Regions from separate parts of the Homo sapiens genome. Here region 1 is linked to region 2. Evidence: chromatin loops called from intact Hi-C (ENCODE). Cell type or tissue: heart left ventricle. All regions are shown on one strand. Each heading gives the region's core, and the rest is flanking DNA. Links, peaks and the distances in the headings are about the cores only. Region 1 overlaps RALGAPA2 (Ral GTPase activating protein catalytic subunit alpha 2). Region 2 has its middle 110 kb from the start of RALGAPA2.

Region 1 (15,345 bases), core at 5,298-7,797, 160 kb before region 2:
CTGAAACATTACCCACACTGATGCTTTTTGTACCCAAATATTGCAAGAGCCATTGTTTAAAGTCTATGAGGTCAATAAAAATAAAGCCCAACACAACTATCTATGTCCAAATGCTAAGCCTGTCCCTCAGAAAGCCCTAGATGAAGGCTACCTTTACTGGGACAAATACAATCTGGCATTTCTTCTACTGCAGCCAATATTCTAAGCTATACTGCTGTGAATGCCACATAAGCTACTGACATCTTGTTTGTAGTTTCACTGGAAAGTAAAATAAGAAAAAAAAATCAAGAAAGCCACACAGTGTGAATAAATATTACTTTTCTGAAAAACACACAGCTCTATTTAATGCTCAGTGCTCAGCTGCATCTATATGGTAATCCATTATAGTACACTCGAAATCGAAATTAGGTATTACTACTGATCAGCACATCAGGGAATCTGTCATTCTTTTAACTGATTATCCATAGTTCTTTTTTCTTCAGAACCTACTGCATGACCAGGAATAATGTGAAATGTAAGCTGGAGTCTACACAAGATGCTATAGTCTACTTTATAACTGCTGGTCTTCTGATTTGTGTGGGAAATATTTTTAAATTATTATCAGATGACTGCAACATGTCCCAGTGGATTCACACTTGATTTCAATTCCACTTAGAAAGCTAGGACAGTGAAGAATGAAGAAAATACTACATACTAACTCATGGGAAGGTAATCAACTACAATAATGACCAACTAACATGTTACATCTGAAAGCAGAGTGTGGGGAGCAACCCTTCCCCAAACTAGCTGCAGGACAGAAGAGCTCTGGGTAAAGAAAATGCTGACCGAGAAGAAAACAGATTTGGTTTAAAAGAACAGAGGTCTTAGTTACTTGACCTTTTGAATAATAAATATGCAGAAAACTTATGATGAGAACTGGACTGTTCGGTTTAAAGAAAACATTCTGTGAATGCCTGTGCTACAAGTATAGTCTGATTTCAGAGGGACCCACGTGCATAGCAGCCCAGCTGCATAGATGCTTCCAGGGAGACCCATAGAGAGGGCAACTTGATCATTTGCTGTCTTAGGCCTGGACACTCATCTCTTACTACAATGACTCAACTCTTTCATGAAGACAGAATATTTGCCTTGAACACTTTCTCATTAACATTATAACAAAATGTTATTTGAGGACCTGCTATACGTTTAAAGTTAAAAGAAAGTTATTCTAGAACTGAAAGTCCATCAGCCACATACCTCCCTTCTTCAATATATCCTACACAATTCATATTCCAGAAAATATACAGATTAATCAAAATAATCCGAAAACAAGGGTGTGGGGTTCTAAACACTGTGACAGTGAGCTATATTTACATAATTGGAGTTAATATGACTATAAAAAAGAGTATATTCCTAAAACAACTAACATAAGACAACATCCTAAAAATATTATAATAAAATAATCTGAATGGCAACAGCAGCAGCGAGAGGATGAACAAGTTATACACCTTGAAAGATGATGACACTGGGGACCATGCTCAGAATGAAGAAAACAGCACACAGAAAGATGGAGAGAAGGAAAAAACAGAACAAGACAAGAATCAGAGCAGCAGCAAGAGGAAAGCTATTGTCCCTGGACCAGCAGAGCATCCCCTACAGTACAACTACACTTTCTGGTATTCCAGGAGAACCCCTAGCCATCTCACCAGCTTACAGAGCTACAAAGAGAATATCAAACAGATTGGCTGGGTGCAGTGGCTCATGCCTGTAATCCTAGCACTTTGGGAGGCTGAGGTGGGCTGAATACTTTGAGGCCAGAAGTTCGAGACCAGCCTGGCCAACGTGGTGAAACCCAGTCTCTACTAAAAATACAAAAATTAGCCGGGGGCCGTGATGGCGCACACCTGTAATTTCAGCTACTCTCACTTAAGCCTGGGAGGCGGAGGTTGCGGTAAGCTGATATTGCACCACCGCACTCCAGCCTGGGCAACAGAGCAAGACTCTGTCTTGGAAAAAAAAAAAAAAAGACTATCAAACATATTGATACCTTTGCCTCTGTGAGTTCTCAATGATTTAATGGAGCCCTGACAGTTCACTCATGCCTGTATTTATATCGTGATGTTTATTTACCTTCCTGGTAACCTATTTAAAATTCTGGTTTCCTTAGCTGACTGACCTGTCTGAGAGATCAGATTTGTTCATTCTTAGGTTTCTCCCTAAACATTCCTAGTTAACATGTAGGTATCAACAAATATGAGAATTGCAGAGTTGATCGGAAGAGCATAATACAAAAGTACAGGCCTGTTTTTTTTTTTTATTTAAGTAGACATTTATGCAGTCCTTATTAAGCTCAAAGTGCCATGGAGAATACAAAAGCTTATAGTACCTGGCATCTAACCTCATGAAGTTTGACAGTAAAGTGAAAAGTAAAGCTTGAAAGTTTTGTATTTAAGAACCTCCCATTAAGGTTTTGGCTGTGTTCACGATCATGCATAAAATACTTTTTTCCTGTGTTCAGAAGGAAAATGAAATCCCTAATAATTGCTTTTGTGGGTACTGACAGTAGATAGAGCCTAGACTATGTCTCACCTCCCTCCCAGGTGACTTGGTTTGTGGGTACCCCAAGAATCTGTCTGCAACTAACACCAGTCTTGTTGAACAAAGGTTATTATGTACCTCCTGTGTGCTGTACAGTTGATCTTTAGGCAGAACCAAATGCAGGGTCTGTCATTTTCTTGAAATTATTGAGGTATTAGCCCTGTTTAAATGTGTAAAAAAGAAAAGAATACTCTAATAGGTAACATTACAATAAACTACTAAAGAGGGAAAAATAATATAAAATTAATAATAATCTGGGTATAAACTGCTTAAAATAGTTGAGAAGAAGTACAAAAGACATATGGAGTTAAAGTAAAAGTATAGGGCTATCATCGAATTTTGCTTTATTTATTTTTTTTTGAGACAGAGCCTCGCTCTGTTTCCCAGGCTGGAGAGCAATGGCGCAATCTTGGCTCACTGCAACCTCCACCACCCAGGCTCAAGTGATTCTTGTGCCTCAGCCTCCTGAGTAGCTGGGATTACAGGCGTGTGCCACCACATCCAGCTAATTTTTGTATCTTTTAGTAGAGACAGGGTTTCTCCATGTTGGTCAGGCTGGTCTTGAACTCTTGGCCTCAAGTAATCTGCCCACCTCGGCCTCCCAAAGTGCTGGGATTATAGGTGTGAGTCACTGTGCCTGGCTGAAATACTGCTTTGTTCTTGATATTAGAAGAAAAACAATGCAAATGATATTGTTAATTGAAAGATAGTTATTGGAATGAAAATAGAAAGTGCACCTTCCAAATTACAAAGCATATTCCATAAAGCCAAAATCAGTGACCTCTCCCCCAAAAACAAAGTTAGAAGAAAAGCTAAAACCAAGTGCAATGGGCATCAGAATACACAGATGTGTACTGGTTACCACACACAAAAAGTAGTAAGTATAAGCAGGTTAAATTCCCCTACCGAAGACCAAGTCCATCAGACCCAGCTTTCAAACACAGAAAGACTGACAATAAAATACAGAAAAGGAGGCTCACATGCACACACACCCACACAAAGCAATATTAATATCAAGTAAAAAAGTATTAACAGGACAAAGGGAATTATTTCAAATAGGTTAAATATGTAATTTACGATATACCTATAATACTTATGAATCTTTATGCAACAAATAACATAGCATGAAAATAAAACAATGGAGGCATACTCCATTAAAACAACTTTCAGAAACTAAAGGGGAAAAACACTTTTTAAATGGGGGATATTAACACACACTATCTTTGAGAAATAAAATAGGCAATACAGTATAATACGGAAGACTTGAATGTAGTTATAGCAAGACTGGTTTAACAGCTATATATCAAACTTCACAGAATCCAACATCTATGAAACATTTACAAAGTTATTATTCTAAGCGATGCAAATAAATCCCTCAAAGTAAGTGTTACACAGGTCACAAGCAAACTCAATACACTGGGAGTCCACCATCAAGAGTTTAAGCTAAAAAATTCTCAATTATTTGTGGATTTTAAACACTCAAGTTAAAAAAAAAAAGTAATTCTCAATTACTTGTGGATTTTAACACTCGAGTTAAAAAAACTGATTATATAAACGAAAAATAATCAACATTGTGATTCGCATATAACAAAAACTGGCCAAAGCTGAAATAAGAGACAAATCCATAGACTTGAATTTCCTACAATGCAAGAACTAAGTTTTAAACTCAAAAAATAGAAATAAAAAAGTTTTATTAAGGAAGAAATCAATAAAAATAAAAGCAAAAATGACTTACATAATGAAATTATCACCAAGTATTGTTAATCACTAAGCTACAGACAGTTGAACTGGTAGTACTGCAGGTAATTAAATATCCTCTTAATCAAACATTTATTTAATTCATTAAAAAATAGTCTTATTAAGTGCCCATTATGTGCGAGGTACCATGTGAGGGATCAGAGATACATAAAAGACACCATTCCTGCTCTAAAAGTTAGAGCCCTAAGAGGGAAAAGGTGAGAAAATCAGGGATGTCAGTACATGCACAAGGAAATGAAGACAGACAAGGTGCACTTCCAAAGGGAGAACACCCTTGAACTGAATCTTGAAGGACAACAGGGGTGAGCCAGGCAAGGAAGAGCATTTCAGGCAGACCAAACAGCAGCAAAAAATAAAAAGCCTTGCTGCTTATTTGGGGACCTGTAAGAGGCTGCCAGTGAGGGCAGAAGACAGGTGATAAGTGATAGAGAAGGAGGCAGACTAGACGAAGAACATTCTGAAGGCTATACTGGGGAGTGTGACTTTTGTCCTGAAGGCAATGAGAATCGAAATTACATCACACAGCATCTGAGGTGAGTGAGGGAGAGAGAAGGGGTAGAAGATTACAAACCAAAAGACTGCTTAGCAGGATACTCCACTGGTGGGGAAACTGAGGCTCTGAACAAAGTCTTAGGTAGTAGGCAGAAAAGAGATAAAAGAGCACCAGCACAAAATATACAGAGCCACAGAGTGAAGAAAAATACTACCAATACTGAACAAAATAAACAGTAGTCCTCCCTTATGCTAGGGAGATATGTTTCAAGACTCCCAAGGGATGCCTGAAACCACAGATAGTACCAAACCCTATATACACTGTGCACAAATTTCTTTTTCCTTCTTCACAATTTCATAGAAGATTCATTCTTACTGTAGATCTTAGCAACCTCAGCATATAGTTTTTTTCTTTCTTATTAAGTCAAGAACGCTCACCTTTTCACTTAAAGGAAGCACTGTACAGCTTCTCTTTGGCATATCTGATTGCCAGCATCACTACTCTTGTGTTTTGGAGCCATTATTATTATTACTATTATTTTTGAGACAGAGTCTCACTCTGTCACCCAGGCTGGAGCACAGTGGCGCGATCTCAGCTCACTACAATCTCTGCCTCCTGGGTTCAAGTGATTCTCAAGCCTCAGCCTCCTGAGTAGCTGGGATTACAGGAGCACACCACAACACCTAGCTAATTATTGTATTTTTAGTACAGACGAGGTTTCACCCTGTTGGCCAGGCTGGCCTCAAACTCCTGGCCTCAAGCAATCCACCTGCCTCAGCCTCCCAAAGTGCTGGGATTACAGGCATGAACCACCACGCCTGGCCTGGAGCCATTATTGAGTAAATTAAGAGTTACCTGAACACAAGCAATGTGATACCACAACAGTTTATCTGATAACCAGGACCACTGCTAAGTGACTGACAGTTAGCTAGCATCTACAGCATGGATCCACTGGACAAAAGAATGATTCATATCCCAGGCAGAATGGAGCAGGATGGTGAGAGATTTCACCACACTACTCAGAATGGCATGCAATTTAAAACTTATGAATGGTTTATTTCTTTAATTTTCCATTTAATGTTTTTGGACCCTGGTTGACCACGAGTAACCAAAACCTCAGAAGGTGAAACTGCAGATAAGGGGGACTACCGTATTAAGTAGTAAAATGTGATATTCAAAATGTTTTTTATTAGGTACAAAAAATGCAACCTTCAAAAACTGGAAAGGCAGCACTTAATAGATTTCAAGGTTATTTTTTCTCTTTGCTTAGGATCATGCAAAGGTCTAATCTCTTTTTAAAGAAAAAAATCACACTGCACCGGACTCCTCATTTTTTTAATGACGGAACGAACATTCAGTGACCTTCACAAATCCCCAAATTAGTAGCATATAATTCTACCCATAATATGTGGGTTTTGCCCCGAATAAAGCATTCACTAAAACAGATTCAAAAGGAGTCTTCTTCTCACAAAAGTATCTTACACAGGAGATCTCAGTCACAACCAAATCTGCCATGCTATTCTTCATTTCATGCAAGTTTCTATTTTCTGCCTGAAAACTACTGCATTTTTCCGATCTCTTCAGTTTTGGTACTAGCACTAGTTGGCCATCCGTTTTATGCCATGTTTTAGGGGAAAAAATCACTCCAAGACAGTTTCTATAGGAGTGATGAGTAGAGAATAACAAAACCCCAGTGAGATGCCACTACTTGGTTCCCACCACCCCATAAATTCAGAGGATTTAAACTCCTGCCTCAGCACAATTAGAAAGCATTGTACACCTGCAGGTTGTCTTGGGACTGGCCACCCTGTCAAATTCATTCAGCAAGTGCCCAAGGCCTGCAGGAAAAGCCAGTGCACAAAGGCTTCAAGCCAGACCCTTCCAACCTGTACAGTGTCACAAACCACATCAAACACTAGATGTCACTCTGTAACAGCCACCACACTACATATCCAAACAGAAAACAAGTAATAGACTTATAATAGCAAGTTTTTGTACAACTCTCTCCTAAAGGTATATATTAATTTAAAAAAAATCAACTTACCAAAACTGCATTAACAGATTAATTTTAATTAAAGAGAAAAAAGCTCTCTACATGTCTCCTGCTATCCTAACAATAAATAAACATGCTCAGGTTTCAGTGTGAATTTCCCATATCTTTAGCCCTAATGCAGTTTCTACCATCTGCCCTTAAAAGATTCTTGGAAGCATTTTTGCTAGTATTGCCTTCCACAGGATCTCCTCTTAAGAGTGTCAGTTACCAACACATCAAGTGGCACACTATGTGAAAGAGGCCAGCATGCCAGGAAGCTCAGGGCACCTGGACTGCAACAGATAACAACAAGAATGTAATTTCAGACTTCCACGAACATCTTATCTCCAGTGTCCCTTCCTCCAAGGTGAACTGAGTAATTTGGTATATCCCGTTGGGTCAATCCCAAGTTTCTCACCTATAAGTCTTGATGCAAAAGGGAGACTGCAGTCTTTAATACTAAATTTGCATATTAAACTATCCATTGAAACTGACTCCTTTCAACTCAAACATTTGTCTAATTAAAATTACTAACATTCTATAATAGGATAATCACATTTTAACCAGGAAAAGTGCATGCAAAGAATCTCCAAAATGGACCACATGTTTATATTTTGTTCCCACCTTCCGGTTTGTACAGATCATAGACATTTCACAATCAAAATCAGACACCAGAATAACCACATGCTATAGAGATAAAGGATCTCAGTCCTATGTTTTATTATTTCCCCAGTATCCAGTACAGGCGATAGCACCGAGGAGCAACTACAGAGCTAATTCACCACCACAGGCAACATATGAGACCAGTGAAAAAGGGTACCTTGGCCACCTGGCCCTCTACTGTGATCCCTGCAGAGCAGTCTCAAGGCAAGATCACACTATGCCATAACAATAATGTTATCATTTGGAGTTGTTCCCAACCAAGGGTTCAACATCAATAAAAGCCACAAGTATGGCTGGCATTACAAAGAAAGCCAGATGATTACACACCTCTATTATCATTTAAATATAGCCCCATGTCATAAATGTGACCCAAAATCTTAGTCATGCTAACTAGAGACATTCACTTTGCCAACTGGAACTCAGGGAGACTTTGGGGATGAGAGATGGGTGTCTTTGTCAGCTCAGTTCTTTTAAAAATGTTCTCCAGAAAATCTGAATTGATAGTGGCTTTTTCTCAATTGCAATCAGTCATTTAGAATTATGACAGTGACCAAAGAGCTGCATTCAAAATTGGAATCATTCTTTTAAAAGAAAACAAAATCTACTAAAGCATCTAAATATTTGAAATCCTCAATAAGAACTTAAATTCCAAGGATTTTAGAAGAATCTGCTTTTCTTGTTCATTTTAGTTGTTCTTGTCCCTCTTCCACTCAAAAACCGTGAAGTGGCCCTTACAGGAAACAAAATAAAAAGCAGTATCAGCCTGAGAGGTTTGTAGAGGAAGTCCTTCACCTCGGCATGGGAGGAGGGAGCAGCACGGAAGGATGGCTGCACACTGGACAGCCTGGAATAAGAAATAACAAAGCAGAGAAAAGCGCAGAAACTGTGGCAACTAGTTAATTGTAAAAATATGATTCTGCCACCTTGCTATGTATTATTTGCTTATAAGAAAAGCCATTAGCCATTGTATAAAGAAAGAAAAGGAATCGTTACTTAATCCTGTAGGACACCGAGCCTGAATCTGTTGACTTGCCTAGAATTCAGTTCAGGCATTTTCACTGAACCTCCACAGGAGCTTTTAATTTGTTTTCATTTTCAAAGAGTTACAAAAGATATGCAATTCTCACAAAAGAAGAGGAGGAGGCAGGGGTGGGGGGAGGAAAAGAGGAGGAGGAGAAGGAAAGGAAGAAGAAAGGAAATAAATCTCAGAATTGTTTGTAATCCTATTATATTCATAACTCTAGTTTTTCTTTAGGCAATTCACTATTAGTATCTGAAGTAAAATGGTGCTACTAAATGTGAAAAGTTATAAATGAATGCATTTGGATGGGAAATAAAATCAACATTCAAATTACTGGATTGCATATACAAAACAATGCTACAGAGAGTGAAAATCAGCCATTTGTTTCATCTTATTGGCACTGTACTGGATATAGCTATATTACTATTATCAGGAAAATCATTAAAAATTCTTTTCCCCTACTCTAAGGAAAAAAATTAGGGGCTAAATCCACTATCTATATAAGCTCACCTGGAGCAATGAAGAACAAGAGACCCAGTGCTGAATTCCATTAAAGTAAGACATAGATTCCACTACATCCCTGGATTCACCACTGGTCAAATTATGAATCCCAAACATAACTACACCCAGACTGTGCACATGCTGAGTCCAGCCATCCAATCCAGCATAACACCAAACTGCAGAGAAGGAAGGGAGTCAGTACATATAGGCGTGTAATAAATCGCAAGCAATCAAATTTCAATACCAAAGGAAAAACAAAAGCTAGCATCCACAATATTATTTTTCTTTCTCTGTATGTCCTAGAAGAAACCCACATGTCATCTGCACTTGCTGTGTGGTTCACCTGCTGCAGTTTGCCTCTTCCACCAATGCTTCTCAAATAAGAATCTCCTACCAAAGGACGGGTGAGAAAGAGACATGGTGCATCATCCTGGAGTGCACTGAAACTGTTTTCTTTATCTTGAAGGGGAAACAGATGGAGAAAGGTTGAAGGTGTGGTGGGGAGATGAAGTCCTAAGGAATTTGGCTAGCCTTTATTTAACATTATTTTCATTTTAAAAAATGCATGAAAACAGTAGAATGACATTGTGCATGGCTTTTCAATTCTGTTTGCAGAGGGTCACTTTGGAGCCATGCTTCTCCAACCTGTGGAGGTAAATGCTCATTCCCCTCAGCCAAGGGCACTCTGGTAATAAGAAGAAGCCCAGAGAAACCATTTCAGTAAAATCCTAAACCTTAAGTCAAAGTCCCCTGCATTACAAGGATACAGATGTACAAGATACTAAGGATTTAACCATGTTTAACAATGAAAAGTGGTCTTTCAAACGATGAGATACGGCTCTACTGGAGGACTCTAGAGCCTCCCTGTCCAATACAGTAGCCACTAGCCACATGGATCACCTGAGGCCAGGAGTTTGAGACCAGCCTGACCAATATGGTAAAATCTCATCTCTACTAAGAATACAAAAATTAGCCAGGCATGGTGGCAGGTGCCTGTAGTCCCAGCTACTTGGGAGGCTGAGGCAGGAGAATTGCTTGAACCCATGAGGCGGAGGTTGCAGTGAACCAAGATAGTGCCACTGCACTCCAGCCTGAGCAACAGAGCGAGACTGTGTCTCAAAAAAAGAAAAGAAAAGAAAAGAAAAAAGTAACAAAGGATTGTTAAGTCACGGTTGTTGGCTTTGGAAGAATTTGCTTTTCTTGTTCATTTTATATGTCCTTGTCCCTCTTCCACTCAAAAATATGTACAAAAATGCACATAAAAAACATGGAGTTAGAGTTTTTACACTCTCATTAGGAAACTAAGGCATAGCCACATTAAGGGATAACTATGGATATCCAGCCACAGTCAAATGATAACACAAGGCAGGGCTATTATATGAGTCCAAAGGAAAGAATGAGCACTTCCAGCAGGAGTTGCCAGGAGAAATTGGTGGGTCTAAACAGGTCCTGAGAGAATGGGCCAGATGGGGAGAAGAGCTAAGGGCAGTCCCTGAAAAGAGAACTGAATAAACTAAGAGGCAGAAGTGAAACTATGCAAAGAGAGATAAAGGGGCAGTGTTAGCCCGACAGAGCACTTCCACAGAGTAACCACAAAATATGAAGAAGAGCTACACTGAGAGCCAGGGAGAGGACTGTGAGTGTTAGACCAGCCTGGGCCACACTTTACAGACTATAAAGAACTCATTCAGGTCTCTAGGAAGGCTAATGACAAGATAGAAACAGGGTTTAATATAGTGGGGTAATTTAAATAAAATTTAGAATAAAGAATCTGTTTATCTGTGATTTCAAATCCTGTGATATTTGAAGAACATCCAAATGAGTGGCACTCCAATGCCAGAACATGTTTACGTTTTGAAATTAAGCCTCTTGTGTCGATGTATTTTAATTGGAGTGTGGGAGGGTGAGGAAATATCAAATTCTATAAACTTTCTAAAACATACATGTATAACTCCAAACTATTCTATTTCTCTAGTAAAAGGGGATGGCATACAACATGGCAGAAAGCTTGAAACAGTATCTCTGAATTAACTATATTGTCTTATTCTCTGTATTCTTGATGTGCTGACATCTGGGGCCTCAATGACATAGGAAGGATGCCCCTCCAAGGGTTAGCAAATTCCCAAAGATAGTGGCTCAGAGCATGTTTCTGATATGCAAACCAACCAATCCCAAATCCGTAACCCCAACCACATCCTTTTATGGACTCTATCCCCCTCCCCTCAATCATCCAGGGGCCAGGTGCTGGACAACCAGGAGCTACCCCTACAGCCCTGTCAGCTGAAATTATTCAAACTATCCAGTCCTAAGCCTATGTAGTTTACTTACCTGGCCTTGCCCATTCCTTCCTGCAAAAAAACACAATAAAAGCTCCTGCCCTCAGTTCTGTCTCTGTCGCTCCCTTTCCTCTTTGCGTACTGATTTTGCCTTGGTGCTTCCCTGTTTGGCTCTGTGTGACATGTCTGTTTCTAGAGGCCTGTGAGCATAATTAAAACTTCTTCCTTCATAACAATCATTTTCATGTTTCTGTGCCTTACCACACCTGATTAAAACGAATCTCAGGTACCATTAAAATAACCTGTCAAGCTTGAATCCAGAAGGTTCTCAATGTGAATTATTTGATCTTGAGACCCATTCACCAAGTACCTTGTGTTTCTACACCAACTCTCCTTTCCCTTATGCAGGTAACTAATTCAAGAACCATCACCAAAATATCACTTCTGAAAAGAACCATTCAGGATTTTCTGTGATTCAGAAGGTCATTACTGGAGCTCTGACATGAATTCATTCTTACCAGTAGACTCTTCCGCTCACCACGAAATGGTAATTTATACTCCATGAGGACGGGAGGCTCTGGCTACCTTGCTCATTGTTGTATCTCCAGCACCTACGTGTGTCTGACACAGTGCATACCTAATAAATGTGTCTGATGAATAAATGAATTGTAAAGAATAGTATATGTTGATATAGACAGCCTATGGAATACAGCTTAGAAAGAATACCAACACTCCTAAGTGGTAGGCAGCATGCCAGTAAGTTAGAATAATAGGTTCTAGAGTTAGACTAAAGGTTAAATCCCTACTCTCCCATTTACTAAGTGTGCACCCTTGGGCAAGTCACCTAACCCTACAAAGCCTCCAACATTTCATTCATAAAAACTGGGAAGACCAAACCTACTTCAGAAGGAAAGGATTAAACAGACTAGCCCATGTAAAACATGTAGATTCCGGTTAAGATGGTAAATGTAAATTCATGTTGTGGAGTCCCACATCATCATCCCCACATCTCCATTTGAAAGACAAAGCAATGATGGATGAAATATGGTTTTTAAAGTACAGTAAGAGTCATAACCATAGTAAAAAAAAAAAAAAAAGTATGATAGGCCAGGCATAGTGGCTCATGCCTGTAATCCCAGCACTTTGTGAGGCCGAGGCACATGGATCACCTGAGGTCAGGAGTTCAAGACCAGCCTGGCCAACATGGTGAAACCCTGTCTCTACTAAAAAATATAACAATTAGCCGGGCACGGTGGCAGGCACCTGTAGTCCCAACTACTCAGGAGGCTGAGGCAGGAAGAATTGCTTGAACCCAGAAGGTAGAGGTTGCAGTAAGCCAAGATCAAGCCACTGCACTCCAGCCTGGGCGACAGAGCAAGACTCCGTCTCAAAAAAAAAAAAAAAAAAAAATATGATAAACAACTCCATGAACCAACAGAAACTCTAAGTGGTGTACATATCTGAAGCTACAGGCAAAGGCAGCTGGAGTCAACTTCCAAAAGGTACAAGTGCTCCCACTAGAGAGGAAGGCAGGCAAAAAGGTCTGCTCACTGCCTGAGACCATGACCTGGACTGGCTGGTGGCCTTCACTGCACATCACTTACTTTATCAGAATACTGTAATGTCTCCAATACTCTACATCTAAAAACTACTGTTTCCTTTTCCAAGGTTCCCTTTCAGTGCATCCCTGACTTACAAGGCAGACAGCAGCTCTCTTTACATACTCCTCTTTCATGCCTTCTTATCTCTTACCTCTATGCTTTCTTCCAAGCCATTTCTTATTTATAGAATATCTCTACATGGTATCGCTTTTGTGATTTAACACATCTTATTAATTCCACCTCTTCTCAAGGGAGCCTTTCCTAATTATTTACAAAGTGGTAAGTATTCACTTCCAAACCCTTATAAACTATCTCTTTACAAGCTTTACAGGGCACTATCCTACAAAGCAGCAACGAAGTTACTTAGTACCCAGAATGAAACATACAAATTACAACCTACCTTCTAAAGCCAGAGACAGAGGGAACATAAGCATAAACAAAAGTAATGCAAGTTTATTATTCACTCATATTTACCATGCAAAATGAAAGTTTTATGAAGCCTTGAACAATATATATTTGTTCTATTATACAGGCAACTAATCCTCTGTAAATGGTAATGTATCAGTATTAACACCCTCCCTAGTCTAGAATTTAAGAACATGAAGAGAAAGTATCAAAACTTCTGTGAGAGGGATAGGTCTAGAGTCTCTGAAGGGCTTTCCTGCTGCAGGCCAATGGATCCATGACAACAAATGTAATTCTTAAAACATTGCTGGGCTTTGAAGAACACAGAGAAACTAACAAGGGACTAAAAAATGGTGGGGGAAGAAGGAGGAGCAAAGAGGGAAGAAGAAAGGAGGCAGAAGACAAGTAAGCCAAAACCTGATCTGTAAGCAACATGCAAAAGAAAAAACTGCAGAATGCCAAGGAGCTGATGCCAACACCAGCGCTAGGATTTACAGGTGACTATCCCCTCCAGCCCCCAGTTCCCAGCTATGGTAAGTTTAGGGAACTGAACCTGAATTTCCATTCATAAACCAGAACCCTCAAATGGAGCTAAAGTGCTCTCAATCAAGAGCATTCCCAGACTCCCGGCAAAAGCAAAGACAAATCCTCTGGGAGAAACCAGGATTAACAAATGTGAAATCTGTGGTCATTCAGTACCACTCTCAAAATCAAATATCACAAAATATGCAAAAAAAGAAGCCACTGTGAATGAGAGGCAGCTGAAATAACCAGCATAATTAGACAAACACTTAAGCTACTAGGATTATCATCTACAAAATATGAAATATTACACAGTAAATGTTTAATAAAATAAAAGATGTCTAAAAATGAACGAGGATCAAGAGACAATCGAAAGCAACCAGCCACATAAGAATGCCAAACCAAAAAAGCTGTTAAAAACATGAAAAAAATCATTGAAATGTACAGCTCAATAGATTGGTAAAGTAGCAGATTTGTTCCAAACGAAGGGAGTTAGTGAACTGGAAGAAACAACTGAAGAGACTTCCCAGAATGCAACACAAACAGATTGCGGGAGGAGAAAATAAAAGCAAGCTTAAGAAACAGAGAGGATAGATCAACAAGTTTAAGTAAGAATCCTAGAAAGTATGGCCAGAATGAACAGAAACTTATCAATATTTGAGAAGACAATAGCTAAGAATGTTAGAGAACTATAAAACATATGAATCCAGAGACTTGAGAAACATACATATACCAAGCAAGATAAGAAATCTTCAACTAGATATTTTGTAATTAAACTGTAGAACAACAGACACAAAAGATCTTAAAAGAAGCAGCTGGGTGCAGTAGCTCACGCCTTGTAATCCCAATACTTTGGGAGGCTGAGGTGGGCGGATCACAAGGTCAAGAGATCAAGACCATCCTGGCTAACACGGTGAAAACCCGTCTCTACTAAAAATACAAAAAAATTAGCTGGGTGTGGTGGCGGGCACCTGTAGTCCCAGTTACCTGGGAGGCTGAGGCAGGAGAATGGCATGAACCCGGGAGGCGGAGCTTGCAGTGAGCTGAGATCGCACCACTGAACTCCAGCCTGGGCGACAGAGAAAGACTCCATCTTTAAAAAAATAAAAAATAAAAATAAAAATAAAAATAAAATTTAAAAAAATGAAAAAAAAGAAGCCAGAAAGAAAAGACATTTAAAGGAACAACAATTACACCAAAAACAGAGTTTAAAGCTGCTACAATGGCAACTAGAAGATAGTAAAAATGTGGCACAAACACTACTACTACTACTATTACCAACACCACCACCACTACTACTAGGGTGTGTAATATAAAAACTGCTTGAAGACAATAAAGACCAAGCTAATGGAGATAAAACTGAAGGGATTATGACTCTCCAAAGAGATGCTTCTTTGCCAATACATTTTAAAACTTTGGTGATAAGAACAAATCCTCAGAATTCTTCAAATTCTTAGAAAAATATATAACTTACCAAACTTGAATCAAGAAAAAAA
Region 2 (15,345 bases), core at 7,717-10,216:
TTGTTAAATCTCACTCCTGAATTAATACCTTTCATACAACAGACTTAAAAGTACTAACAATGTAAATGAATCTCATGTCACTTTCATAAGCAACCTCAGCCTGTTTAACAGGTAGATAGTATGAACATCATATTGGGGCTCAGTATATATCACACCAAAATATGACTGTAGAGAGTTTCCTTAGGCCAGAAATCAAGTCAGTGTTCAAGATTTTAAGTGTACTGAGATGATTTCATTTACTTAAGTTTTTCTTAATGCAATCTGCTGAGAAACAGGTGGTAATTTGGGAGTTCAAGGTTGTCATTAAGTTTTTCACTTACTTTTAACTCCCTTATAAGTAATAATAGAAATAAGTCATCACATTCATGGAAATTCATTCCTGTGCTTTACTTAATCACACATAAGCCTTTGCTGACTTAAAAAAAAAAAAAAGCAAGTGACCTGCTATATATGTTTATCTCCTGTGGCTGCTAACATCCTGTTAAACGAAAATTATGGGCGCCCATCACTTTAGACTGAACTTCCTACACTAGGCCCCAGCAGAACACACAAAATCAAAACAAAGTCACTCACACAAAATGCCACAGAGTCAAACTGGAACTTTAAGGAAGGAGATAGATCCCCTAACAGACCAGACCAGTTTTTTACTGAAAACAGGAGATTCTAGTCTACCTGAGTGAGTGTAATAAAAATGGTCCCTTTGCTTTAACCTTTACAGAAAAAAGTAATCCGAAATAACCTGAAGTAACCTGACAATAACCAGTCAGCATTTTTTCCTATGGTTTTGTCTCCCTAGTCTACCTTACAAAACCCACTGTTCTGCCATTGCTCAGTGGGAACTCTCATTCTGTTTTGTAGGATGGAGGCCACCCCTATTCATGAATTGCAAATAAAAGCCAATTAAATCTGTAAAGAAATTTGTCATCATTTCTGCCTTTTGAAAATCTAATGGAAACAAAAGTTTAATAGTGCAAAAAGAAGTAAACCCATAAAGATAAAGAGACCTGAGGGTTATGGATGAGTAGAAGAGAGATCCCAACAAATTTCTGGGAAAATTTCAGTATGGGAAATGTGTTGGCTGGCAAAACAGAGCGGACAGAGCAGCTCGGATGATGTTAAGATATTGTGTGAATTCCAAGACTGGCTCCAGTTTTGGAGTTGGCAGGCATTGGAGGGAGTGAGGAATGGGCTGAAAACGGTGGGAATGACAGAGTGTTTGCACAACTGCTCCCAGGGGTCTTATTTGCATGTTCAGAATTCCCATCAGAAGCTGAGAAGCCTCTAAAGAAGTTGAATGTACAGGGAAGGGTATGTTCTCTTGAGTGGAGGTTGGTACCTCTCAAAGAAAGCCTTCCTGACTCTGGTGTCTTCAGTGTTGGGGTTCAGGACACACCACCCCAAAATATGACTATAGGAGACCAAAACATGCCACACAGCATATTTTGAGCTGGTTATTTTGGGAAACTGCAGACACAGGAGCCGGTTTGAAAAGTTGCCCTTTTGTGGCCTGGCGGAGTGGCTCACGCCTGTAATCCCAGCACTTTGGGAGGCCGAGGCAGGTGGATCATGAGGTCAGGAGATCGAGACCATCCTGGCTAACACGGTGAAACCCCACCTTTACTAAAAATACAAAAAATTAGCCGGGTGTGGTGGCAGGCGCCTGTAGTCCCAGCTACTCGGGAGGCTGAGGCAGGAGAATGGCGTGAACCTGGGAGGCAGAGCTTGCAGTGAGCTGAGATTGTGCCACTGCGTTCCAGCCTGGGTGACAGAGCGAGACTCCATCTCAAAAAAAAAAAAAAAAAAAAAGAGAGAGAAAACTTGCCCTTTTGTAAAGAAAATCCACATCTATAAGGGAAATGTATATTAGTAAAACTACCTGTGTCAGTAAGAGAACTGCTCTGAGTCAACGTTTATTACCCAGGAGAATTTTCATCTGCATAACAAGACAAGCTTTATTCACCATACATTTCCTCCCCTTGCCCTCCCATAATTTGCTTTTACTACACCCCAGAAGACCTTAGCCACCATTTCTTTCTGTAGCTCAGGATGCCAGATAAGCTGCAATCACCTGGCCCTTCCTCGACCCTCATATTTTTGTTGGATTCTGGTGTATGTATGTAATTAAATATGGTTTTTCTCCTGTTAATCTGTCTTATGTCAATTTAATTAATAGCCTGGCCAAAGGACCCAGAAGGGTGAAGGGAAGCCATTTTTCCCTCCCCTACAAGAGGGTGTGGCAAAAGTCCCACACCTACTCAATTGTATCATGAGGGTCCTGACACTCAAGTTAGAATAATGTAAGGAGGGTGTATTTACAAGGTACTCTACCAGACTCCTCTGATGCACCAATTCCGATCCTTTGGGCCTCACCTGTCTTGTGGTCCGGCCACTGCTGCAGTGATCAACTGCCTTTTTTGCTGGTGCAGTCCAGCAAGGTGTGTAGCCAGGCCTTATGAGCTTGCAAGAGCTAAACACAACCATTATTAAAAAATAAGTGATATAAATTTATAATTAAATAAATTACATTAAAAAGGAAGATAAACACTCGAAACTCATCACTCCCTATTTTATGACATTTTACTATTATTTTTGCTCTTGAGCTATTTATTTATTTATGTTTTGTTTTGTTTTGAGACAGAGTCTCACTCTGTCACCCAGGCTGGACTGCAGTGGCACAATTTCGGCTCACTAGAACCTCCACCTCCTGGGTTCAAGCAATCCTCCTACCTCAGCCTCCCGAGTAGCTGGGATTACAGGCATGTGCCACCATGCTCAGCTAATTTTTGTATTTTTAGTAGAGATGGGGTTTCACCATGTTGGCCAGGCTGGTCTCAAACTCCTAACCTCAGGTGATCCGCCCGTCTCAGTCTCCCAAAGTGCTGGGATTACAGGCGTGAGCCACCATGCCCAGCCGTGCTCTTGAGCTATTTACATCTATTGAATCATCTTTTCAAGTTATCTTCAGAGTCAGTATGTTGGTAGCTTGAAATCAGCTATGGTGAATATTTATACCATAGAAATGTGAAATTAAGTAACTCACCTTAAAGCTGTTGGAGCTTTAAATTATTCTGAGCCTTGAGAAGAATGTGGCCATCTGACTCGAGTCACGGGGTATACAGCTGCAAATTTTGCCTTTTTTTTCTGTAAATAATTAAGACCAAATGGCACCAGAGATAGGCCCCTTTAGATCATTGCCCCTACTCATGTGTTAATAAAGTAATCTTCCTCTGAACGTAGCAATCTGTAACCAATCAAACTGCTGTAAAGGCAAGGCGTGGTGGCTCGCACCTGCAATCCCAGAACTTTGGGAGGCTGAGGTGGGTGGATCACTTGAGCCCAGGAGTTTGAGAACAGCCTGGGAACATGGTGAAACCCCGTCTCTACAAAAAAAAAAAAAAAATTAGCTGGATGTGCTGCCACAGGCCTGTAGTCCAGCTACTTGGGAGGGTGAGGTGGGAGGATGGCATGAGCCTGGAAGGCAGAGGTTGCAGTGAGCCAAGATCACACCACGGCACTCCATCCTGGGCAACTGAGTGAGACCCTGTTTAAAAAAGAAAAAAAATCGCTGTAACATATGCAGTGGTCTCATATGTAAAATGTTGTGATCTTGCTAAAATTTGTCTGTTTCTACAAGTAAAACTGTAACTTATGCACTTTGGAATGCCGACCCCATTTGTTGTCAGTGTCCTCGGGTGTCTATCCTCAAGCATTGCAATCAAATAAACTCTATACTTAATCATATTTTCTGAATTTCATTATTTAAGGTAGATAGGAATAGGAGAGCCAGTTGTCGAACGTTTACCGCACTACACTGGTGCAATCTGTCAGCACCTCCCCTCCTACCCGGAAGCACAACTTTTCCGTCCTGTCCTGAGGATCCATACTGAGTTCTGGGACACCATGCAGTCATGCCCAGGGCTCACCACATGGGGGAGTTAATTCCTTGTGGAGCTAATATTTGACAAATAAGAAACGAGAGCTGGTGGATTAATTCTTGCCTCTTCCCCGCTCCCCACCGCAGACGGTCCTACTTACAACGCAGCTCAGAGCACAGTTCTGTTGCATTGAGCTATCCCCTGCACTTAGCAGCAGCCTGTCCCTCACACCTCCTAGGATGGCTCTCCCTCCTCTTCCCATTCTCTTATTCCTCTGCTCTGAGATCGAACTCCCTTTAACAATAGCACATTCAGGCTTTGCGTTCTAGGGAAGTCAGGGTAAGACAGGACCTAATGTGGAAAGTGAGTGTGGTTGGGAAGAGCAAGGGATTGTGTAGGAACCTGAAGCCAGCAACACGGAGGCTGTCACAACCCCTGGCTTGAAGAGACAAGGGCAGGGAGCATTTAGCAAAAACCAGATGGGGAGAAAGTCATCTTAAAATGATCTGAGGCCTTCCATTGTGGGGCACAGACAGGAAGGTAGGAAAGGAAATATCCAGTCCACAGCCTGTCCCCTCCCTCACCCTCTCACCAGGGAGCCTCATTCACTGGACATAATTTGGAGCCAGCGGACAGAGATGGGCTGGGGTGGGGCAGGAATGGGAGAAGAGTGGCTGGAAGGACAAATGGAAATTGTTTATCACATTGTCCTCGAGCAAAATCTACTAATTAGCATTCCCAGTTGCCAGTCACGCCTTTCACTCGGGAGAGAGGCTGGTCAGATTATGCAGTGGCACCCAGGGAGACATCAGCTGTGCGAAGAATGAGAGGGGCCAAAACAAACTAAGAAAAAACAAATTCTGGAAGAAACAAAGGTAATTTAGAGAACAGAAAAGAACTCGAAAACAAACCTATTACCTCAATTCAACATGGACAGCATCTGGTGAATAAAAGGAACGCTCAAATAAGAAAGAGTTCTTAGAAATTAAAAAAAAATGATTAGAGAAATATGAAATTCAACAGAGGGACTAGAAGCTAAAGCAGAAAAAGTCTTCCAGTTCCTCAGGCAAAACCACAGAAACCGCAGACCATAAAGATGAGCCATGGAAGTTTAATTCAAGATATTAGCCCAGAACGAGAGACCAAAAAATACTGAAGGAATAATTCTGGGAAAAAAAAAAGTGTTTATAGAAGAAAATGCCCCAGGGCTGAGTATCTACATCTTGCAGAGAGCTAGACTTTGTCTCCCTTTATCGACAAGTGCTTGGACGCTGCCTTCAGGGTCTGGGTGTAACCTGGGCGAAGCAGCTCCCTCCAGCCCCGGGCAATTCCTGGAGAGGGATTAGGAGTTCACCATCAGCAACAAGTAGTTTGGGTAACAGGGAAAGAGGCTTGGGACCTGAAAGGGGTGCATCACAGCATCCACCACATCCACCCCTTGGGCACCACTAGAATCCAGCTGCTTTGAATAGACGTTTATCCTCTGTGGGAACAGCTCGTCCAGGATGGTGGCTGGGCATTTTTATTGGAGAAACATAGAACAGAAAGGATATTGACATACATTGTAATCCCCATGACTGCATTCAGCCCCGAGGCTGTAGCTGATTCTCATTATCTCCTCTTCTATTTTACTCCATCTTTATACCCTCACCTCTTGCCTCTAGTGCCTCTGCTGGCCTAGGTGGCTTATCTGGGAGAGTAACCCAGACCTTCATCCCTGAGGAGAGCAAGCCCTGGCCACAGTCTTTCACAGGCGTGGCTGCTGCATTTGTTCATTTCCATCAAAATTGGGCGGGTGTTGGGAACCAAGAGATGCTCTGGCCGATCACGTGGGGGCCTGACCTATTGTTCTGCAACAGCAGCCCTGCCTCCTCCTGAGGAATGTGGATAATTTGCCTGCCAGCAAGGTGACTCTTTTTCTTGTCTGCTGGTCGCTTGGCAAGAGGAACCCAAAGTGATAAGGCAGCAGCAATAGCTTAAATGTAGTAGGACTCACACGGTTTCTCCTGGAAGAAGTGTTACCCCTCTAGGAACTGGGATCTTATAGACTAGTGCTGTCTGATAGAACTTTCTATGATGATGGAAATGTTCTATATCTGATTTGTCCAACATGGTAGATAATAACTATGTGTGGCCACTGAGCCCTTGAAATCTGGCTAGTGTGTCACGGAGAGTGAATTTTAAGGCCAGGCGTGGTGGCTCATGCCTGTAATCTCAGCATTTTGGGAGGCCAAGGTGGGGGGATTGCTTGAGCCCAGGAGTTTGAGACCAGCCTGGGCAACATAGTGAAATTCTGTCTCTACAAAAAATAAAAAGAAAATAAGCCAGGCATGGCTGAGGTGGGAGGATTGCCTGAGCCTGGAGGTTAAGGCTGCAGTGAGCTGTGATCATACCACTGCACTACAGCCTGAGTGACAGAGTGAAAGCCTGTCTCAATAAATAAATAAATCAACAAATATGTAAAGTGAATTTTAAACTTTATTTTAATTACTTTAAATTTAAATAGCTACATTGGGATAGTGGCTACTGTGTTGGCCAGTGCAGCTCTGTATCATCAGAACCTAAAGCTGCAGAGTACAATGCCCAAACTCCCCACCTGGGTCACTGGAGGTGATGGTGAGTAGGGCCACGCCTTAATATCCATGCCTTGGCTCTATCAATAGGGGACATGGCACCATGCCATGGTCTTTGATTCAGGGCATATACTACATCCCAGAGAATGCCACCCTATACCGGAAGGGCATCATCTCCAAGCTGGAGCCCCAGCTGTGCCTTCAGAAGGCTCTGGCATCACTTTCTCAGGCATCAGCTTGTGAGTGCTGCAGAGAGGACTACTAGACCCATGACCAAGTATCCCTCCTCTGCTGTGAAGTGGGTTGCTTGATCCGAGGTGGTGGTGAGTAAGCGGAGCTCCATGTTGGTGGATCAAATATTATAAGATGGATTGTGGTGCTGGCCAACACTCTACAGGCAGGGAAGCAGAATGTGTGTTGCCTCCAAGCAAGATGAATTGCTCCCCCTTCCAGAGTGAAGGGATCCAGTGTCATCAACTCGCCACCAACTCTTTCATCGGTCACTTTGAAAGATTAGGGGTTTGACTTTGGTTTCTGTGGCTCGCAAATTGGCCCTTTGGCTGTGGCAGTGGCTCAGCCTTGGCGAGTTGGAGCTCTTCTGTCTGGCACATGCAGAGCCTCCACCCCTGCCACCATGGCCTTTCCCTTTGTGAGCCCGTTGTGCCAGCACTGGGACAACCGATGGCAGAGGCTAGAACAGACAGCAGCTGACCGAGCCGTTCTCTCTCCTTGGCTGTGTCAAGCCTTTTCTGGGTTGTTTGCTCTCTGGCGGATATTAACATCTGTGCCAGGATCTTCACTGGGTGCCAACTTCCATAGACACAGTCACATGTCTCTTCCCCTCCGTGTTCTCAACCTTCCTCCTTCCAGGCCCTGACGAGCCCATCAAATCACACAAGACTGCCCAGGAGCCAATGTGGAGTCTGATTTCAGGATACTTCTCTTTCTACACTGCCTGAAGCCCTGCCCACTGCGAGAGCTTCCCCATTACCGCCGTCTCTCATGACCACCCTGAATGAGGCGGCCAGAGTACATCTGCAGCCAGTTTTTATTTTGTGCCCACATTTCAAGCTCACTCACCCCTGCACCAAGCTTAACCTTTCCCCTCCTCTGTCAGGTGATCACAAGGGACTCTCCCATGTGCCTCTGAGTGCGATCTGAGGGAAGGGCGCTGGTGTGGGGGTGATGGCACATGGGAGCGTGGGTCACAGCTCCATCACCAAATCGTTCCTCTCCTCATGTTCCTGCCCCTCGTTTATGTTGTGACTTGACCCTGGTTCTTGCTCTGGAATCCAGGAGGGAGGTGGGGACACAGCCTAGGGCAGGGATGTGCATGTTGTCTGGCAAGATAAAGGCTCAAGTGATCCCACAGGGAGCTCTGGAGCTAGGATGTCCCTTTGGCATCATCCTGAATTGAGGTGAGAGGACTGGCCCTTTTCCCTCCATATTGTCCAGACATTGGCTGCAAGCTGCCTCCCGAGAGAGTCACCACAACCTTGGCCAGGGTAGTCAATGCCCAGAGAAGCTCTCAGCTGTGAGCTGTGAGCAATGGCTCTCCCAGCAGCTGGGGGTGTGAGTGCCTCGCTCCAGAAGGGAGATCTAACTCTAGAATTCACCCAGCGCTCTGCTCTGTTCAGCCGCCAATAATACAGAGAAGATTCTACAGGCCTCCAGAGAGAAAAAAGAGGACTTAGAAAAAAATAAAATTAGAAAACAACATTTTATTTTTAAAAAAATTCCTTCCTTTTGTAAATGTTTGCTAAAATCATCCCTTAATCAGTTAAGGGATCAATTCAAAGACTACTGGTTGAGGTAGTACTAATTCTACTGTGTCAAAAACAACTCGCTTTACTAAAGTAAGCCTTGTAGGGGTAGGATTTGGGGTTGTCCTGTACAACTAACTGCTACCTGGAGTCCTCTACTTCCCCTCAAAGGAGAAAAAATAAGAACGAGAAAAAGAGCAGAGGCGGTACAGAGGAAGGATCACTCTGAAATGAGCAGAGGAACGCGTGGACCATGCAAGACTGTGGGGCTCCCCGTGGATCGCCCCGAAGTGCTCTGAATACCAAGCAATTCTTCAAAGTCTTATCACAAGACAGTGACCATCATGTATAGACAGCTTACATTTGTTGAGTAGGAAAGTGTCCCAGGGCCTGCTCCCTGCTCTGCCACACGTGGAGGCCCAGGGCTGGGGCTGTGTTCTGTGGGAGAAATCCGCGGGGTCGAGCTGGTGGGGAGACGCCTGGTAGGGCGAGGCGTTTGGTTTACTCTTGTGACTTTGGTCAACGCTCTGCAGGTTTGGCCGGCTCTTCTCTAGCGCCCTCTGCTGGAAAACGTCAGGAACTCTGTATTGAAAATACGTAATGAATATTTTTCAGTTTTTGGGCTTTTCTAGTGGGGAATTCCAGGTGCTCTCTCCAAAGCCCAGAGCCTCCCCAAGAGGAGCAGCTTTTACGAGACATTCTAGAAGGCAGAGAGGAGAATTCTGCTTCAGTCTGGTCTGAGAGGGGCCTGGGAGCCTCTCTGGTGGGTAAGAACCCAACTCTGGCACTGTCCCCCGCTGAGACTGTGAGCTGCGAGGGAGGCCGGGGTGCAGGCCTGCCTCCAGCGTGATTAGCTGTCTCAGGGGACAAATTCATCCCCAAGTACACCGTGAGGGGTTTCTGCCTCTCTTCCCATCTTGCTTTGAGGGTGGTAACAAGATTTATTCTTGAAATTGAAGGGGCTAAGTATTTTATACCAAACCTATAATTTGTTTTATTATTTTTTGAGACAGGGTCTCACTCTGTTGCCTAGGCTGGAGTGCAGCACTCACTGCATGCTCTATCGTGGCCTCGACCTCCCAGGCTCTGGTGATTCTTCCATCTCAGACTCCCAAGTAGCTGGGACTGCAGGCGCCCACCACTATGCCCCACTAATTTTTGTATTTTTATTTTATTTTTTGAGACAGAGTCTCACTCTGTCACCCAGGCTGGAGTGCAGCGGTGCAATCTTGGCTCACTGCAACCTCCGCCTCCCGGGTTCCAGCGATTCTCCTGCCTCAGCCTCCCAAGTAGCTAGAATTACAGGCACACACCACCATAGCCAAATAATTTTTGTATTTTCAGTAGAGCTAGGGTTTCACCATGTTGGCCAGGCTGGTCTCAAACTCCTGATCTCAGGTGATCCGACCGCCTCAGCCTCCCAAAATGCTGGGATTACAGGCATGAGCCACGGCGCCTGGCCATATTTTTGTAGTTTTAGTAGAGACGAGGTTTTGCCATGTTGGCCAGGTCTTGAACTCCCGGCCTCAAGTGATCCTTCCATCTTGGCCTCCCAAAGTGCTGAGATTACAGAAATGAACCACCGCGCCCGGCCTAGAATTTATTTTTATATCGGTCTTCCCAAGTGACAAGTGCTGTTCTATAGAACGCTCACTTGAAATTATGCACAGGGAACTTTTTGCTCAAAACAAAAGATCCCCATGTTCAAATACGACTCCTATGGAATGTGCTTGCGTGCCTCCTCTGGAGACTGTAAGCTTCAGGTGGAAGCTTGGAACTTAGGATTTCATTATTCTGTGGACGCAGGGATCGGTGGATGGATAGGAGGACAAACAAATGACACATTCCTTTTTTTTCTTTTTGCTCATTGTATTTTTTTAAAAAACATTTTAAGTCTACTGTACATACAGAAATATGAACAAATAATAATTGTATAGCTTGATGACGTTTCTCAAACTCACCTCTGCACCTGGATCCAGGAAGAGAACATCCCCAGACAGTCTCTCACACCGTCCCCCATGAAGGTGGCTACTCTCCTGATTCTAACAGCAAGGATTCCTGTGACCAGCTTTTGTCCTTTGCCCAGATAGAACTACGCGGTGTGTTCTCGTCAGTGTCTGGCTTTTTCGCTCCCTATCAGGAGTGTAAGATTTACCCACATTTTTGTGTGCATGGATTATAATTATGGCAGTGCAATCTCTTATCATAACAATTAGTTTGTGTTCTCCCAGAAGAGACCCTGAGCAAGGATCCTAGTGTAAGCAGTTTATTGGGTGACGAAGAAAACCCTGGCAAATGAGGTGAATTAGGAAGAGAGACAAGGAAAGGTAGGTGGCCAATAATAGGTGTGTTATATAGCAAATTACCACTGTGGGCACCTGGAGCTCAATCCCGCCGGTACCTCTGGGAGACGGTGTGGAGATGCCTCGGAGGGATGCAGGAGCTGTGTATTCACATCCAAGCTCCATACAGTCACTGGCTGATGGGCAAAGACTGTCTGTGTTAATGCCCTGGAACTCCCAGCCAGCTGCAGGGAGAGGCACAGGGGCTCTGGTGTTCGCGAAAGCTCTTGGAGGAAGAACAGCAGTGAAGGCAGTGGGAACTCAGGGAAGAGGGAGAGGGAAAGGAATCTGGGCAGTCAGAATCTGCTACAGACTCCGTGGATCAGGGTTTTACGTGACGCTTCTGTACTCAGCAAAGAACATTCTGGACCAGGTACTTGCTTTTCCTGTGAGAACATTTGCTGTGTTCATCCATCCCACGTCCTTTCATTCTCTTCCCACTTTTCCTTTTGCAAAGCTACACTTTGCTCAGATGCAGACAGCCTTAGTGGGTCTGTCAAACGCAGCCTAGGGTGGGTCTTGACCTAAGCTAGGCCAGCCAAAACCTGTCCTTCGGGGCAGGAAAGGGCTGGGACTGCCTTCTCCTGGGGTGGTGCCTCCATCAGTTCTCGCTGTCTGGTTTCCTGGGATTGCCCAGCTTCTTCTTGTCACTTGCTAGTGAAAGTTTTCCTCAAGGTTCTGTGAACTGCCCCATATTCTAATAAATTCCTCTTTTTGACTGTCTAAGTCCAGGCCCTCCAAGCAGCAGATGCCAAGGTGGAATTAGATTTCTAAGGGATTTATTGGAGAAATTGTGGAGGGCACCAGAGGAGGCTGGCAGACCCTTCAGCCAACATGCAGGTCTGACCCTGTGGAGGAGCGAGGGAAGGAAGGAAGGAAAGAAGGAAGGGAGGGAGGGGGGGCGGGAGGAAGGAAGGAAGGGGAGGAGGGGGAAGGGAGGGAGGGAGGAAGGAGGGCACCAGATGAGGCTGGCCGACCCTTCAGCCAACATGCAGGTCTGACCCTGTGGAGGAGCGAGGGAAGGAATGGAGTGAGGAGGGAGGAAGGAGGAAGGAAGGGGAAGGAGAGGACAGGCAGGGAGGGAGGGAAGAAGCAGGGAGAGAGGGAGTGAGGGAGGAAGGAAGGCACCAGAGGAGGCTGGCAGATCCTTCAGCCAACATGCAGGTCTGACCCTTGTGGAGGAGTGAGGGAAGGAAGGAAGGGAGGGAGGGAGGGAGGGAGGAAGATTTGATAGGAAAAGTTTTTGCAATGCAATTCTCAAAGAGTTTTGGCAAGTCCGAGGGCGGTGGGGGTGGTCCTTAAGCCAAAATTAGCTGGGTCTCAAAGAATAAACCTGCCTTAATATCCCTGCTGCTTTTAGTCATTGGCTGGAAACAGTCCATGGAAGTATAGACTTTGGGCCTAAAGTCAGGGGCAGCACCTGGAGCCTTTGGTCAATTATGCTCGCTGCAGCAGGAAACCTGAGAGGCACAGCTGTCACGTTGCCTCAGTTAACAAGACAGCAGCCAAAGCTACACCAGCTGATACAGTTCCTTTACCTCTATGGCTGTTTCTTTTTAATATATATATATAAATTTAAATATAAATTGCCTTTCTCCTTGATTTATTTGGATAATTAATAGTATATGACATCTACTTATCACACTCTGCATGCCACATTGAACCAATTACACTGTTAGAGTTTCATTTTGTTATCTGAAACTCTAGCCATATGTTTTGTTTTTAAAATGCAAATGCCCCTTAGTAGTGTTAAGTCTTAGTTGTTTACCCTTTCGTAAAACCAATGTTATCCAGCTGGCTCAATCCCACTTTCCAGCTGTTGGACCTTAGGCAAGTCTGTGAACCTCTCTGAGCCTCAGTTTTCTCATCTGTAAATGAGACCCTGCTCATGGGGTGACATAGTTTTACTCTGTGTCCTCACCCCAAAATCATCTCAAATTGTAATCCCCACATGTCAGGGGAGAGACCTGGTCGGAGGTGATTGGATCATGGGGTCAGTTTCCCCCATGCTGTTCTTGTGATAGTAAGTGCATTCTCACAAGATCTGATGGTTTAAAAGTTTAAAAATGTCCCCCTTCGCATGCTCTCTCTGTCTCCTACTGCCATATAAGACGTACCTTGCTTCCCTTCCCCTTCTGCCATTATTGTAAGATTACTGAGGCCTCCCCAGCCATGCAGAACTGTGAGTCAATTAAACCTCTTTTCTTTATAAATTACCCAGTCTTGGGTAGTTCTTTATAGCAGTTTGAAAATGGACTAATAGAGAAAATTGGTATCAGGATAGTGGGGTACTGCTATAAAGATAACCTGAAAATGTGAAAGCAACTTGGGAAGTGGGTAATGGGCAAAGGTTGGAACAGTTTGAGGGGCTCAGAAGAAGACAGGAAGATGTTGGAAGTTTGGAAATTCCTATAGATTTGTTGAATGGTTTTGACCAAAATGCTGATAGTGATATGGACAATAAAATCCGGGCTGAAATGGTCTCAGATGGAGATGAGGACTTACTGGGAACTGGAGCAAAGGTCACTCTTGCTATGCTTTAGCAAAGAGACTGGCAGCATTTTGCACCTGCCCTAGAGATCTGTGGAACTTTGACTTGAGAGAGAAGAGTGAGGGTATCTGGCAGAAGAAATTTCAGAAACTTTTCTGAAAGCATACAGTCATATGCATTCACAAAGAGATGATTTGAAATTGTAACTTATGTTTAAATGGGAAGCAGAGCATAAAAGTTTGGGAAATTTGCAGCCTGACCATGTGGTAGTAAAGAAAAACCCATTTTCTAGGGAGAAATTCAAATGCCTGCAGAAATTTGCATAAGTAATCAGGAGCCAAATGTTAATCACCAAGACAATGGGAAAAATATCTCCAGGGCATTTCAGAGAGTATCAAGGCAGCCCCTCCCATCACAAGCCCAGAGGCCTAGGAGGGAAGAATGGTTTCATGGGCTGGGCTTAGGGCCCCTGCTGCTCTATGTAGCCTTGGGACATGGCACCCTGTGTCCCAGCTGCTCCAGCTCCAGCCACGGCTAAAAGGGGCCAAGGTACAGCTCAGACCATTGCTTCAGAGGGTGCAAGTCCAAAGCATTGGCAGCTTGCACATCGTGTTGGGCCTACAGGTGTGCAGAAGACAAGAGTTGAGGATTGGGAACTTCCACCTAGATTTCAGAGGATGTAGGGAAACACATGGATATCCAGGCAGAAGTCTGCTGCAGGGGCAGAGCCCACATAGAAAACCTCTGGTAGGGCAGTGCAGAGGGGAAATGTGGGGTTGGAGCCCCAACACAGAGTCCCCACGGGGGCACTGCCTAGTGGAGCTGTGAGAAGAGGTCCACCATCCTCCAGAAACCAGAATGGTAGATCCACTGACAGCTTGGACCATGCACCTGGAAAAGCCACAGGCACTCAATGCCAGCTCGTGAAAGCAGCCATGGGGGCTGAACCTGCAGAGCCACAGGGGTGGAGCTGCCCAAGGCTGTGGGAGCCCACCCCTCATATCAGCACAACCTGGATTTGAGACATTAATTCAAAGGACATTATTTTGGAGCTTTAAGATTTAATGACTGGCCTGCTGGATTTCTGACTTGCATGGGGATTGTAGCCCCTTGGTTTTAGCCAAGCTCTCCCCTTTGGAACAGGAGCATTTACCCAATGCCTGTACCCTCATTGTATCTTGGAAGTAACTATTTTGTTTTCAGTTTTACGGGCTTATGGGCAGAAGGGACTTGCCTTGTCTCAGATGAGACTTTGGACTTGGACTTTTCAGTTAATGCTGGAATGAGTTAAGACTTTGGGGGACTGTGGGAAGGCATGACTGGTTTCACAATGTGAAAAGGACATGACATTTGGGAGGGGCTAGGGACAGAATGATATTATTTGGCTCTGTGTCCCCACCCAAATCTCATCTCAAATTGTAATCCCCATGTGTCCGGGGAGGGACTGGTGGGAGGTGATTGGATCATGGAGGTGGATTTCCCCCATGCTGTTCTTGTGATAGTGAGTGCATTCTCATGAGATCAGATGGTTTAAAGAGTGTGGCAGTTCCACCTTCATGTTCTCTCTCTCTCCTGCCACCATGTAAGATGTGCCTTGCTTCCCCATCTCCTTTCACCATGATTGTAAGTTTCCTGAGGCCTCCCCAGCCATGTGTAACTGTGAGTTAATTAAACCTCTTTTCTTTATAAATTACCCAGTCTTAGGCAGTTCTTTATAGCAGTGTGAAAATTTTCTTTCTTCTTTCTGTCTTTCTTGTCTCACTCTGTTACCTAGGCTGGAGTACAATGGTACAATCTTGGCTCACTGCAGCCTCAACCTCCCAGGCTTAGGGGATCCTCCCACCTCAGCCTCCCAACTAGCTGGGACTACAGGCACATACCACCACATCTGGCTAATTTTTTGTATTTTTTGCAGAGATGGGGTTTTGCCGTTTTGTCCAGGCTGGTTTTGAACTCCTGGGCTCAAGCAATCAGCCCACCTCAGCCTCTCAAAGTGCTGGGATTACAAGCATGAGGCACCACACCCAGTCCCCAGTTCTTTGTTTTCTCTTCTGTTTTCTTTCCTTCCCATCTCTGCATCCTATAGCCTGCTCCTTACCAGAATTGCTTTCCTCCTGACACTGAGATTTATTAAAGCATGGGAATTTGTTGGGATTCAAAGAGAAAGGAAAATGGGAAAGGATATTTTAGTAGATGAGACACTGTTCTATTCACAAAGAGTTTACTGAGGCAAGGGCCTACTACAAAAAGCATTTTACAGGTTATCTCATTATGAACAAATGTTGAGTACTGTTATTAGAT

The links. A loop is a pair of places that touch in the nucleus more often than their neighbours do. Peaks named below come from ENCODE experiments on the same cell type or tissue, not always from the same donor. Only the 100,000 strongest peaks of a DNase experiment are listed, where the experiment ranks them.
Region 1: a loop joins it to region 2, with 16 times the contacts of the local background. A loop is called at or near these places in 92 of 110 quality-filtered maps.

What each region holds. Positions count from the first base shown.
Region 1 is chr20:20,658,240-20,673,584 of GRCh38, forward strand. The region is part of intron 3 of RALGAPA2 (Ral GTPase activating protein catalytic subunit alpha 2); the gene reads right to left. It also overlaps the pseudogene EIF4E2P1. Among named protein-coding and RNA genes, the nearest start is that of RALGAPA2, 47 kb to the right of the region's middle. RefSeq lists a silencer at 6,764-6,823. In heart left ventricle, for the core only: a CTCF peak has its summit at 6,747 (motif pointing right); no DNase peak of the experiment used is centred there.
Region 2 is chr20:20,816,394-20,831,738 of GRCh38, forward strand. No RefSeq gene overlaps it. Among named protein-coding and RNA genes, the nearest start is that of RALGAPA2, 110 kb to the left of the region's middle. RefSeq lists an enhancer at 4,538-5,327. In heart left ventricle, for the core only: CTCF peaks have their summits at 8,784 (motif pointing left) and 8,989; a DNase peak (open chromatin) is centred at 8,748; H3K27me3 peaks cover 909 bases.